Linked DNA regions of Homo sapiens: region 1 is linked to region 2. Evidence: chromatin loops called from intact Hi-C (ENCODE). Cell type or tissue: right lobe of liver. All regions are shown on one strand. Links, peaks and the distances in the headings refer to the core of each region. The heading gives the core; the rest is flanking DNA.

What was found. A loop is a pair of places that touch in the nucleus more often than their neighbours do. Peaks named below come from ENCODE experiments on the same cell type or tissue, not always from the same donor. Only the 100,000 strongest peaks of a DNase experiment are listed, where the experiment ranks them.
Region 1: a loop joins it to region 2, with 4 times the contacts of the local background. A loop is called at or near these places in 94 of 110 quality-filtered maps.

What each region holds. Positions count from the first base shown.
Region 1 is chr10:121,605,781-121,611,153 of GRCh38, forward strand. No RefSeq gene overlaps it. Among named protein-coding and RNA genes, the nearest start is that of FGFR2, 10 kb to the left of the region's middle. RefSeq lists a silencer at 2,928-3,167 and an enhancer at 4,768-5,373. In right lobe of liver, for the core only: CTCF peaks have their summits at 3,054 (motif pointing left) and 3,261; a DNase peak (open chromatin) is centred at 2,991; H3K4me3 peaks cover 834 bases; H3K27ac peaks cover 162 bases.
Region 2 is chr10:120,945,936-120,951,308 of GRCh38, forward strand. The region is part of intron 2 of LOC105378519 (a long non-coding RNA gene); the gene reads right to left. Among named protein-coding and RNA genes, the nearest start is that of WDR11, 97 kb to the left of the region's middle. In right lobe of liver, for the core only: a CTCF peak has its summit at 3,124 (motif pointing right); DNase peaks (open chromatin) are centred at 3,126 and 4,273; H3K4me3 peaks cover 1,424 bases; H3K27ac peaks cover 1,836 bases; H3K27me3 peaks cover 1,226 bases.

The DNA of each region.
Region 1 (5,373 bases), core at 262-5,261, 660 kb after region 2:
CTTGACACTATACAGTTGAGAGTATACATTACTTATTGCACTATTCACCCAACTTTCTTAATGTTTAAACAATTTCACAATTAAAACCTGGGGGAACTCTAGTGGAGGGCATTATGGACTCTGACCCCAGTACTGTCCCTTGTGCCACCCCTGTGGCCACAAACACATTCCTACCTTTGGCTTCTGCCAATCTGAATCTATGAAGGAAAACTGGTAGGTCAATTAGCTGGTTGGCCAAGCCAGCTGCATGTAACATCTACAATGTCCAAGGTCTCAAGGTATTTTTGACAAGTAATGTGGTGCCATAGAAACAGCACTGAGTCAGGGCCCCCAAGACCTGAGTTTTTATCCCAACGTGGTCAAGGGCTAACTATGCAAGTCTAGGCAAGTTACTGAACAAGCCTCATCCCACCCCTAACCTTGGCCTCACCTTCTTTTGCATAACTGAAGTGTCCCCCTTCTATCTTAAAAATAAATTTATCTATGATCTCCGGCCTATCTCTGAACATTCCCCGCCTCCACCTGGAGCTGAAAACTTGTGGTTCACCCATCACTGAAGGCCACCCTGGTGTTACAGGAAGTGAACATCCTCTCCAAAGTATTCTGAAACCATAGTCTAGGAACCGTGCTGTTCCTACTGGTAACAAGTATCTACCGGAAAAGTCCTCTAATCCCTGGCCCATTGCTATTTAAGGGCAATTTATGGCATGTCATTTCTTGGCTGTGACTCCGTGCCTTTCAATCACCCCCACCCTCCACACATCACGACCACTTCCACCACAACGAGGTTTCCCAGCTCACTGGACAGAAACTATACAGGTGGTTTTAGCCAGGGTGGGGTAGATGAGGATGAGATTAGCAACAATATCCCGTCTGCTCCCACCCCACCCACACCCTTATCGCTGCCTGAAGCTATGCTGTCTGATAACGTTAACCACCAGCCAACATGATTATTTAAAGTTAAATCAATTAAAATTAAATAAGACTTCAGCTCCTCAGTAGCACCAGCCACAATTCAAGTGCTCAACAGTCACATGGGGCCAGGCCACTACATTGGAGAGTGCAGTATTATAGGGTATTTTCAACGTGGCAGACGATGTATTGGGCTGTGCTAGAGAGCACACCCTGCTTTCCGCTTCCTCCTCCAAGAAGACCTCCTTAGTCAGAGGAGTCCCCAGGAACTGCTCTTGCTCTCCCTCTCCAGGTCCCCCCGCTCATCACCCCTGGACTGCTCCCCATGCCCTAAATGGGCATCTTGCCTTACCAGGGTGGAGGTAGGGACAAGAATTCTACTCCTTAGATGGAGAACGGTGCAGGAGATACACGGGACAGGTCTTACTGTTGACAATGAAAACGATTTTAGCCGGGCATGGTGGCACACGCCTGTAATCCCAGCACTCTGGGAGGCTGAGGAGGGCGGATCACTTGAAGTCAGGAGTCTGAGATCAGCCTGGCCAACATGGTGAAACCCGGTCTCTACTAAAAAATACAAAAATTAGCTGTGCATGGTGGCATGTGCCTGTAATCCCAGCTACTCGGGAGGCTGAGGCGGAAGAATCGCTTGAACTGAGGAGGTGGGGGCTGCAGTGAGCCAAGATCGCGACACTGCACTCCAGCCTGGGACACAGAACAAGACTCCGTCTCAAAAAAAAAAAAAAAAGATTTTAGTCTGCACCATCACCTTCTGATCCTGGGGCCCCCTGGAAGCAGCTCCTGGTCTCAGTGGGAGTTTCTATGGGCCCTAAATTCCTCCCTTCGAGGATTCCTGCTCCCTCAAATCCTCAGAGATTCACAACTGTGTGCTTTCAGCCTCAAGCCCAGAGGGAGGAAAGGCTTTACTGAACCAAGATAGCCTGTCCATGGAAGAAAGCCTAGCAGAAACTGACCTTGGACAACAATTTTGGTGGAAAGGGGTTAATTGGGGACCACTAAATGCTAATACTCAGAAAGGCCGGGGCTGCATCTCCCATCTCTAGATTCCCAGGACCTGGCACTACCTGGCTAGTGGGAGCAGTTTATGGGGCTGTGTTTATACCTTACAGGCTCTTAATAGATGCTTGTTGATTGATGACTGCAACTCAGCCTCCTCCAGCATTTCCTAATTAAAGCATAAGTGCAAAGAGGCACATGTACATAGGTTTGTGTACACAGTGAGCACGGTCTCTTTAGAAGGTGGGGAATAGAAGCCAGTTTAGGACAAAGCTGATTGAGCTGTGTGAGGAAGTTACCTTTCCCTGCAATTACCTCATTTCCACGATGCGTTTCTTTCTCTTTTCTCTTGATTTCTGCCTTTGCTACACTCTTTCCCGAGGGTGTGTCTACTTCTTCCAAATGTGAAAAGAAGTTCACTTTCGCCAGGCACGGTGGCTCACGCCTGTAATCCCAGCACTTTGAGAAGCCAAGGCGGGCGGATTACCTGAGGTCAGGAGTTCGAGACCAGCCTGGCCAACATGGTGACACCCCGGCTCTACTTAAATACAAGAATTAGCCGGGCGTCGTGGCACACGTCTGTAATCCCAGTTACTCGGGAGGCTGAGGCAGAACTGCTTGAGCCCGGGAGACGGAGGTTGCAGTGTGCTGAGATTGCGCCACTGCACTCCAGCCTGGCTGACAGAGTGAGACTGTCTCAAAAAAAAAAAAAAAAAAGAAGAAGTTCACTTTCATAAACCAAAGGGGAGAAAAATGATGCTGCCAGGATCCTGGTAAACTCGGGGAGGGAGTGGAGAATACAGAGCCCCACACATCGTAAAACCACAAACCTAGTAACCCTTTTAGAGTCCCAGAGCTCTCGTATTGTGTCCCCAAGCTGGGGAGAAAGACCATCAAGTGGGGAGCGATTTCTTTAACAGATTTCTAAGAGCAGCGCTGAGCAAAAATTAACTCCTTCGCGGAGGCCGGATGCTGGCCTGGCGCTGGGGCAGCGCCCGGGAAGCAGGTGGCTCCAGGTGAGGGAGGCCGAGGTCCCGGGGCGCCCTTTGTTCTCCGGGTTCTGCGCAGGGAGGAGCGCATCGGGCGCCAGCGCCCCCGTGTGGCCGCGAGCACCGCGCGCGCAAAGCGGGGGCGAGCGCCGCCCGGGGCGTGGGTGACGGGGCTGGCATCAAGGTAGAGGGCGGCCGGGCAGGGAGGAGGGGCAGCCCCGCCAGCGCCGAGCCCAGCCCTGAAGTCGTTTCGGCTGTGCAGATGATGAGCGACCCAGGTCGAGGCGAATCAGGAGCCCAGGTGCTTGCCCAAGCACAGCTGGACGAAATGTCTGTTACCCCGACGGCTGGGGCGCGGGACCTTGCAGGGACGTGGTGCTGCAGCGGCCTCTGCCTGGGCCTGGCGTGCGGCTACCTCAGGCTAATTCTCCATTCGCTGCGTGGATTCGCCCCCGGGAGGCGGCCCCACGTTTCCAGCCTGTGGATCAACAAGGCGGAGAACCACCTTTGCACCCTCGCCGGGAAACCAGCTCCTACCTCCGGCCCCCTGTTGGGCCTTCTGGCCCTGGTGTTCTCTGGCGCTCCTCTCCCACCAAGGCCCGGCAGTCCTAGCTGTGGGCTGTCCTCTCTCTCTCTCTCTTTTTTTTAACCTCTACCTCCCGGGTTCAAGCGATTCTCCTGCCTCAGCCTCCAGAGTAGCTGGGATTATAGGCATGTGCCACCATGCTTGGCTAATTTTTGTATTTTTAGTAGAAACGGGGGTTTCACCATCTTGGCCAGGCTGGCCTCGAAGTCCTGACCTCGTGATGCACCCGCCTCAGTTTCCTAAAGTGCTGGGATTACAGGCCTGCGCTACTGCACCCCTTGGAGCTGTCCTCTCTTGAAAGCCACCACACCTGCTTCCTTCCTAGTCTCACCACAGCTGCCCTGGAGAGGTACCTGCCAGATTTGGGGCAGCCTCCGCCTCTGGTCTCTCCCCTGCCAGTCACCCTGCCCAGAGGTGGGGACCCCTGTCCTGCCCTTTCATCAGGCCAGTGGAAGCTTTGAAGGTTCCACATTTTCAGGAACCATGGCAACGGCCCTCTTAGCACAGAGTGGGTGCTTGGAGGCTGACGTTTATTGGGTGCATACCATGTTCCATGCAACTGGGATTATGGCCTTTAATGGGTGATCACACTTCAATCACAAGCACCCTGTGAGGTAGCACTACTGTGACCCCCATTTTATAAATCGTGCTATGGAAACACTGAGAGCTCATCCAAGGTTACACAGTCGGGAGGGAGGGCTGACCCTGGAGCCTGTGCTATCGCTTATGCTGCCAGCGTCCCCGTGACGGTGATGGGGTAGTGACTTCAGCTGATGAATGGAAACAGAGGCTAAAGGGGCTGATTCTCCTGATCTTCCCAGAGAAGTTGGCTGTCCCATCCAGATGACAATTGTCCCAGTTTTCAGATGTTGACTCCTTTTCTAGTGGGCCTGTGGACAGCAGGCTGCACCCTCTGCTGTCCTATAGTGGCTGAGATCATGGGACCTGGAGTCCAGCTGCCTGCTCTGGGCCTTACATCTGCCCCTCCTCACCACGTTCTCATCTGTAAAATGAAGTCATGCTAATACCCGCTTCACACAATCTGCGCAGATTGAATGGAATACTTCAGGTGAAGTGCTGAGTGCATGGTGAATGATCAATACTTGTCAGCTGGTACTAGTATTTCCAGACCAGAGGCATCCAGACCTCCCTCTGCAGCTCTGTCTAACCCTATCCTACCCCTGACCTTATTACTTGCTACTTCTCTTTGCTGTGTGACCTGGGGTAGGTTACTCGGCTTTTATGAGCTTCTGTGGCCTTATTTGTAGGCTGTGAATATTAGCGGTAATCATCTTCAAAATTCACCCATAATGGTATTGATTTCAGTAGCAGCTTAGGCTGTCCAGGGCAGGGGACTTGCTCACATTCTTCTAAAGTTCTTCTTAGCATCACGTAGAAATTCATTCCAGTGTTGACTCATGACGGTCAGCAAATTCTTCACCTTATCCAACTGAGTTATCTTTTGCTTTAAATTTCTATTTAAAGAAATCCTCTGTATACGAGGAAAGGATCCATTTGTTTTCTTTGTAAAACTCCTCTGTGTGCTTCAAGCAAGCATTAAGATAATGGTTACCCTCATCTCCTCTGAATCAGATAAGACATGACTTCAGAGCACTGCCGAATTGAGCCGATAAAAGTACAGGACACCCAGTTAAACTTGAATTTCAGATGAAAAACAAATAATTGTTTTTAGTATAAATAGGTCCCCACTATCGCATGAACAAATAGTGCATGGGACATACATCTATGAAGATAGTCATTGTGTATTTGAAATCCAGATGTAACCAAGTATGCTGTATTGCATATGGCAATGCTGTGCTGGCTAGAAGCCACACCCACAGGTTGACTAGTCCGGGCAAGTCCAAGGGA
Region 2 (5,373 bases), core at 95-5,094:
TGCAGCCTGGCGGTGTGCAGGCACCCTCACTTCAGAACATGCTTGTATGCACTTGCTCTTCTGGCACGCCATGAACTGTTTCTTGGCTGCCTTGTTAGGAGATTAAGCTTTCTCTAAAAAGATGAAAAAAAAAATCTCTAGCAAAGGCCTGACTAGAGCTGACCCCCGAGGAGGCGGTGGCAATAACTGATGGGCACTACATTTGTCTAATTAATCTTCTTGTCAACAAAGTTGTTCTTTGCCGGTGCCAGCTCTGACATCATCCTGCAAGCTTGCCACACTGGTTCATATGCAGTTACAAAGGCTGCCTGTGACCCAGCACTACACTCCCTAACCACCCCCAACACGCTGCTGCCTGGAAATGGGTGGATGAGAACAGAGATGTCACACAGCTGCTGGCTTAGAAGGGGCACCGGGGAATCACAGCTTGAATGAAAGTTGGATAAAGATCTGGAAGGTTCAGGGGATCCCCAGGCTGGAAGGAGCCTGGTTTCTAAATAGGACACCGATGCCGACCATCTTTTTCAAGTTAAACTTTGGAAAGTTCCATTTGCCATGCAAACTACCCTTGCCCTGGATGGGTTGCCCCAAGAGTGACCCAGGAAAGTTTAGGTGGTAAAGTTGCAAAATCAAGTGGCTTCAGGGCCCAGGCAGAGATTTCACTTTCAGTGCCCTGGGATGAAATCTCTGGATGTCCACGAGGCTGACCTGGACTTCCCGGATTGGGAGGCCTTGTGGTCAAAAGCCGAGTCCAGTCCTGAACACCAGATCTAAATGTTCAAGAAGACTGTGCAGATTTACAGGCTAAATCAGAGTCCCTGGTAGCTGTTTCCGACCTCTGTATGGGGCTTTTAGAGTGAACTGTGGTCTCATCCAGGCGTTTCCCGACCATTGCATCCCACACAGGGCCTCCCTTCTGATTTTATCGTTAGTCTCTCTCCCTGTTGATTTCCTCCAAGTGCTCATCACTGTCCACACTCACCCTGTTTATTTCTGCTCACCGATCTGGCTTTTTAATCGAGGAGTCTGTGAATAAAATCTGGAGGAGGGGGGTCTATGAACTTGGACAGGAAAATATTTATATCATTATTTTCACTGTCTGAGATTTAACAATTTACTCAATTATGAAAATCGGCAACAAGCCACAGTGTATTAGCAGTGTCTGTGACTTTGTCTCCAACAGAAATCACAGCTGTTTTTCTATCACGTCGTAGTTGATGCAGTTATCTCAAAATATCAGCTGGGCTAATCACTATTTTGAAATGACTGTAGTTAATAGATTGGTCTGTAGATCCTGTTACATCCTCTATCAACGAAGAACATATACGAGTATAGCACCACTTAAAAATATTTTGATAACTGCATGACAGTATAATCGGTTTGTTTCATAATCCTGTGTATCTTAATTTATGCTTTTTTCAAATATTCTGGCCTCATGAGACTGGCAAGAAAGACTGTAAGCCATCTTTTCTGTTACTTTTTCTTTCTTTCTTTCTTTCTTTTTTTTTTCTATTTTTGAGACGGAGACTCTCACTCTGTCACCCAGGCTGGAGTGCAGTGGTGATCTCGGCTCACTGCAACCTCCGCCTCCCGGGTTCAAGCGATTCTCCTGCTTCAGCCTCCCGAGTTCTCTTTTCTATCCTTAGCCCCGACCTTGGGTTCTGGCACACAGTAAGTGCTCAAGACAATATTATTGACTGAATTAATGAAGGAACCACTGAACAAATGAATTAAATAAGTGAACTGAACAAATGAACATGAGCCTTAACGTGGCCGTGGGTCCACGTCCATGGACCCACGTATTCTGGAAGGTGCAGAAGTTTCCACGACCCTTTGCCACCTGAGCTTCTGTCTGTGCGACATCCACACTACCCACCAGGAGAGACGGGGGTCTTGCTACCTCCACTAAGAACAGTAGGAACAGCTCAGAGCTGACCACGGCGTCCCCACTAAACAAGACTCCACCGGCCCATTGCCTTTTTTGCTCCAGCCACACGGGCCTCCGGAGACCAGAGCTGGAGATAAGGGGATGATCCTTTTTTTTTTTTTATATTATACTTGAAGTTTTAGGGTACATGTGCACAACGTGCAGGTTTGTTACATATGTATACATGTGCCATGTTGGTGTGCTGCACCCATTAACTCATCATTTAGCATTAGGTATATCTCCTAATGCTATCCCTCCCCCCTCCCCCCACCCCACAACAGTCCCCAGTGTGTAATGTTCCCCTTCCTGTGTCCGTGTGTTCTCATTGTTCAATTCCCACCTATGAGTGAGAACATGCGGTGTTTGGTTTTTTCGTCCTTGTGATATTTTGCTGAGAATGATGGTTTCCAGTTTCATCCATGTCCCTACAAAGGACATGAACTCATCATTTTTTATGACTGCATAGTATTCCATGGTGTATATGTGCCACATTTTCTTAATCCAGCCTATCGTTGTTGGACATTTAGGTTGGTTCCAAGTCTTTGCTATTGTGAATAGTGCCGCTATAAATATACGTGTGCATGTGTCTTTATAGCTGCATGATTTATAATCCTTTGGGTATATACCCAGTAATGGGATGGCTGGGTCAAATGGTATTTCTAGTTCTAGATCCCTGAGGAATCGCCACACTGACTTCCACAATGGTTGAACTAGTTTACAGTCCCACCAACAGTGTAAAAGTGTTCCTATTTTTCCACATCCTCTCCAGCACCTGTTGTTTCCTGACTTTTTAATGATCGCCATTCTAACCGGTGTGAGATGGTATCTCACTGTGGTTTTGATTTGCATTTCTCTGATGACCAGTGATGATGAGCATTTTTTCATGTGTTTTCTGGCTGCAAAAATGTCTTCTTTTGAGAAGTGTCTGTTCATATCCTTCGCCCACTTTTTGATGGGGTTGTTTTTTTCTTGTAAATTTGTTGTTCATTGTAGATTCTGGATATTAGCCCTTTGTCAGATGAGTAGGTTGCAAAAATTTTCTCCCATTCTGTAGGTTGACTGTTCACTCTGATGGTAGTTTCTTTTGCTGTGCAGCTCTTTAGTTTAATTAGATAAGGGGATGATCCTAAAGGGACGCAGTGGTCCCGCCCATCGCCGCCTCTACAGGGAGGGAGCCGCGGCCCCGAGCTGGCCACGCGATGGCGCTGTGCACCCGGCCGCGGAGCCCCTGCACGTCCGGCTCCCGCTCGCGCTCTCGGCTCGAGCTCCGGACTCCAGGCTCGGAGCAGGGGTTCGGGCTACGGTTCCCGGCTCCGAGGGACCGCGGGGCTCTCTGCCTGGGAAGGAAGCTTGCGGGCCTCCTCGGGCCTCGCTGCAGCCCAGCTAGGTTAATCAATCAGCAGCCGCTCAGTCACCCATCCCTTCCGCATCAGTTGCGTGGGGCTGGGGATCATGCCTAGGGCGGGAGGCGTGGGAGCGCAGGGCGCCCCGGGTCCGGATCCGGCTACAGGGGCGAACAGAGCGGGTTCTCCATCCCCTGGGGTGAAATCTCTGGGCCCAGGCTTTGAGACCCTCTAACTCGCCTTGCACACCCTGTGTCTGCAGAGGAGGCTGTAGTTCAGAGGCCAAGCCCGCTGTCAGAAGGCAGCCAGGCGGACTTGAGTCCCAATTCCTCCTTCCTTTCTACCATCATTCTCTCTTTTGCAAAATGGGGATGATAAAGGTCCCGACCAGTTGGTAGGATTGACGGAGATGGGGCAGCACAGGGCTCCTAAGCACAGTGCCCCGCGCCCAGTCGGCACCGCGGGACGCATCGTCTGCAGCCGCGTGAGCTCGGGCAAGGCGACCTGGACTCATCTCCGCAGCAGGGACGAGGTCCGCCCTGTACTTGCGGCATCTGCGTGTGGTGGAACTGACCGAAACGCTTGCGGAGCTGCGCACGGTGCCTGGCACACCGTTAGCAACCCTTCCCTTCCCTTGTTCTGCGCCTGTCCTGTGAGTGGACAGGAGGACACCCAGGGCCTCCGCTGCCTGTCCGATACTAGTCACCCCAGGGCCTAGAGGCTTATTCCCTGGAGATGGGACCCACGCCAAGCCAAGGTCTCCCATTTTCTAGAGAGAACTTGGGCAGCCGGGAATGCCATCCTTGGAAGGAAAGGCAAGAGGGAGGTGAACATTCATTCCAAGGCCGTTAAACATGGGGAGAGGCACTGCTGGAAAACTGTTCTAGTCAGAAAGAAGCTGCTTAGTAAACCCAAGAGGCTCAGCGGAAACCCAGCCGCGGTGCTTGAGGACGTGGGGAGGCTCCAGCTCGCTCCGTTCCGTGTCTGACGTCTGCCCTGCGTGCGTCCCAAGGCTGTGTCCCTGCTCGGTGTCCCTGGCCCACCGGCCCTCCGGCTTGTCCCTCTGCGCGGTCACTGGGGCGTGCAGACCCGAGCCGGCCCTCCCTGAGTCAGCCAGGGACCCCGGAGTGTCGATAATTAAGAGACACACGTCAAGAATGTAAATTCCTGTGGTTCCCAGACTAGGAAGGGTTCACTCGGTGCCTCAGGACAATTACAAGCCGAGGGAGTCTGAAAGAGCCAGTGTTAGTGTTTAAAGTGTTATCAGTTTAATGAACTACTTATGAAGTGTTAAATGCATGCAAGTGTAAACTGCAACATCTGGGTTTGTGTTTTATTTGTAGACTTCAAACTGGGCGCTTGGTGTTTTGAAAATGCCAATTAACGGTGTAAAATCAGAATTTCTAATGGGAGGAAGATGTTTTTGTGACATCTCCCTAAACTATCTCAAAATGTCTTTAAAACACACACACAAACATTCACACACAAACAATGCAGCCACAAGGACTTAAAGGATTTTCTTTTTAAATAAAAAAAAAGCAGGAATTTGCTGCCCTCTTCTTTGTTCTTCACTATATATATGTATATAGCTAGTGGAAAGAAGAATTTAGCATCAGAGGTGTCATCAGCACAAATTTCTCAGAGGTTGTTGTAGGAAATTTGTCATTTCTACCCATTTCTTCCAGGCCAGAAAATAGATCGCCTTCAGGAATATTTACTGTGCTTTCTTGAGAAAAATTTCCAAGCTACCCCTTGAAGCAATGAAGTTGGATTTGGAACAAGTGGAAACATTATAAAATTGCTTATTTTCTTCCAAAATTTGTATTTTTCTTCCTTATTTCCTGTTAAATCAGTGCCACTCATTAGCAACCATATTTTTGCATTATATACTCAGCAGAATTTTTGCTCCGTGACTGCATTCCAAATTAAACTTTTACATTTCCAGGGAAAGTGTAACAAATGTCTAAATCAGTCAGAATTTAAACTAATGAGAGGAAGGGAAGAAAACTCAACTTTCTTCTTCTCGTATAAAAGCGATTGCTTTTTATCTGTTTCATGCTTCGGGGACACTTTTATCCCTGGGATCTTGAAAGGATCATTCAC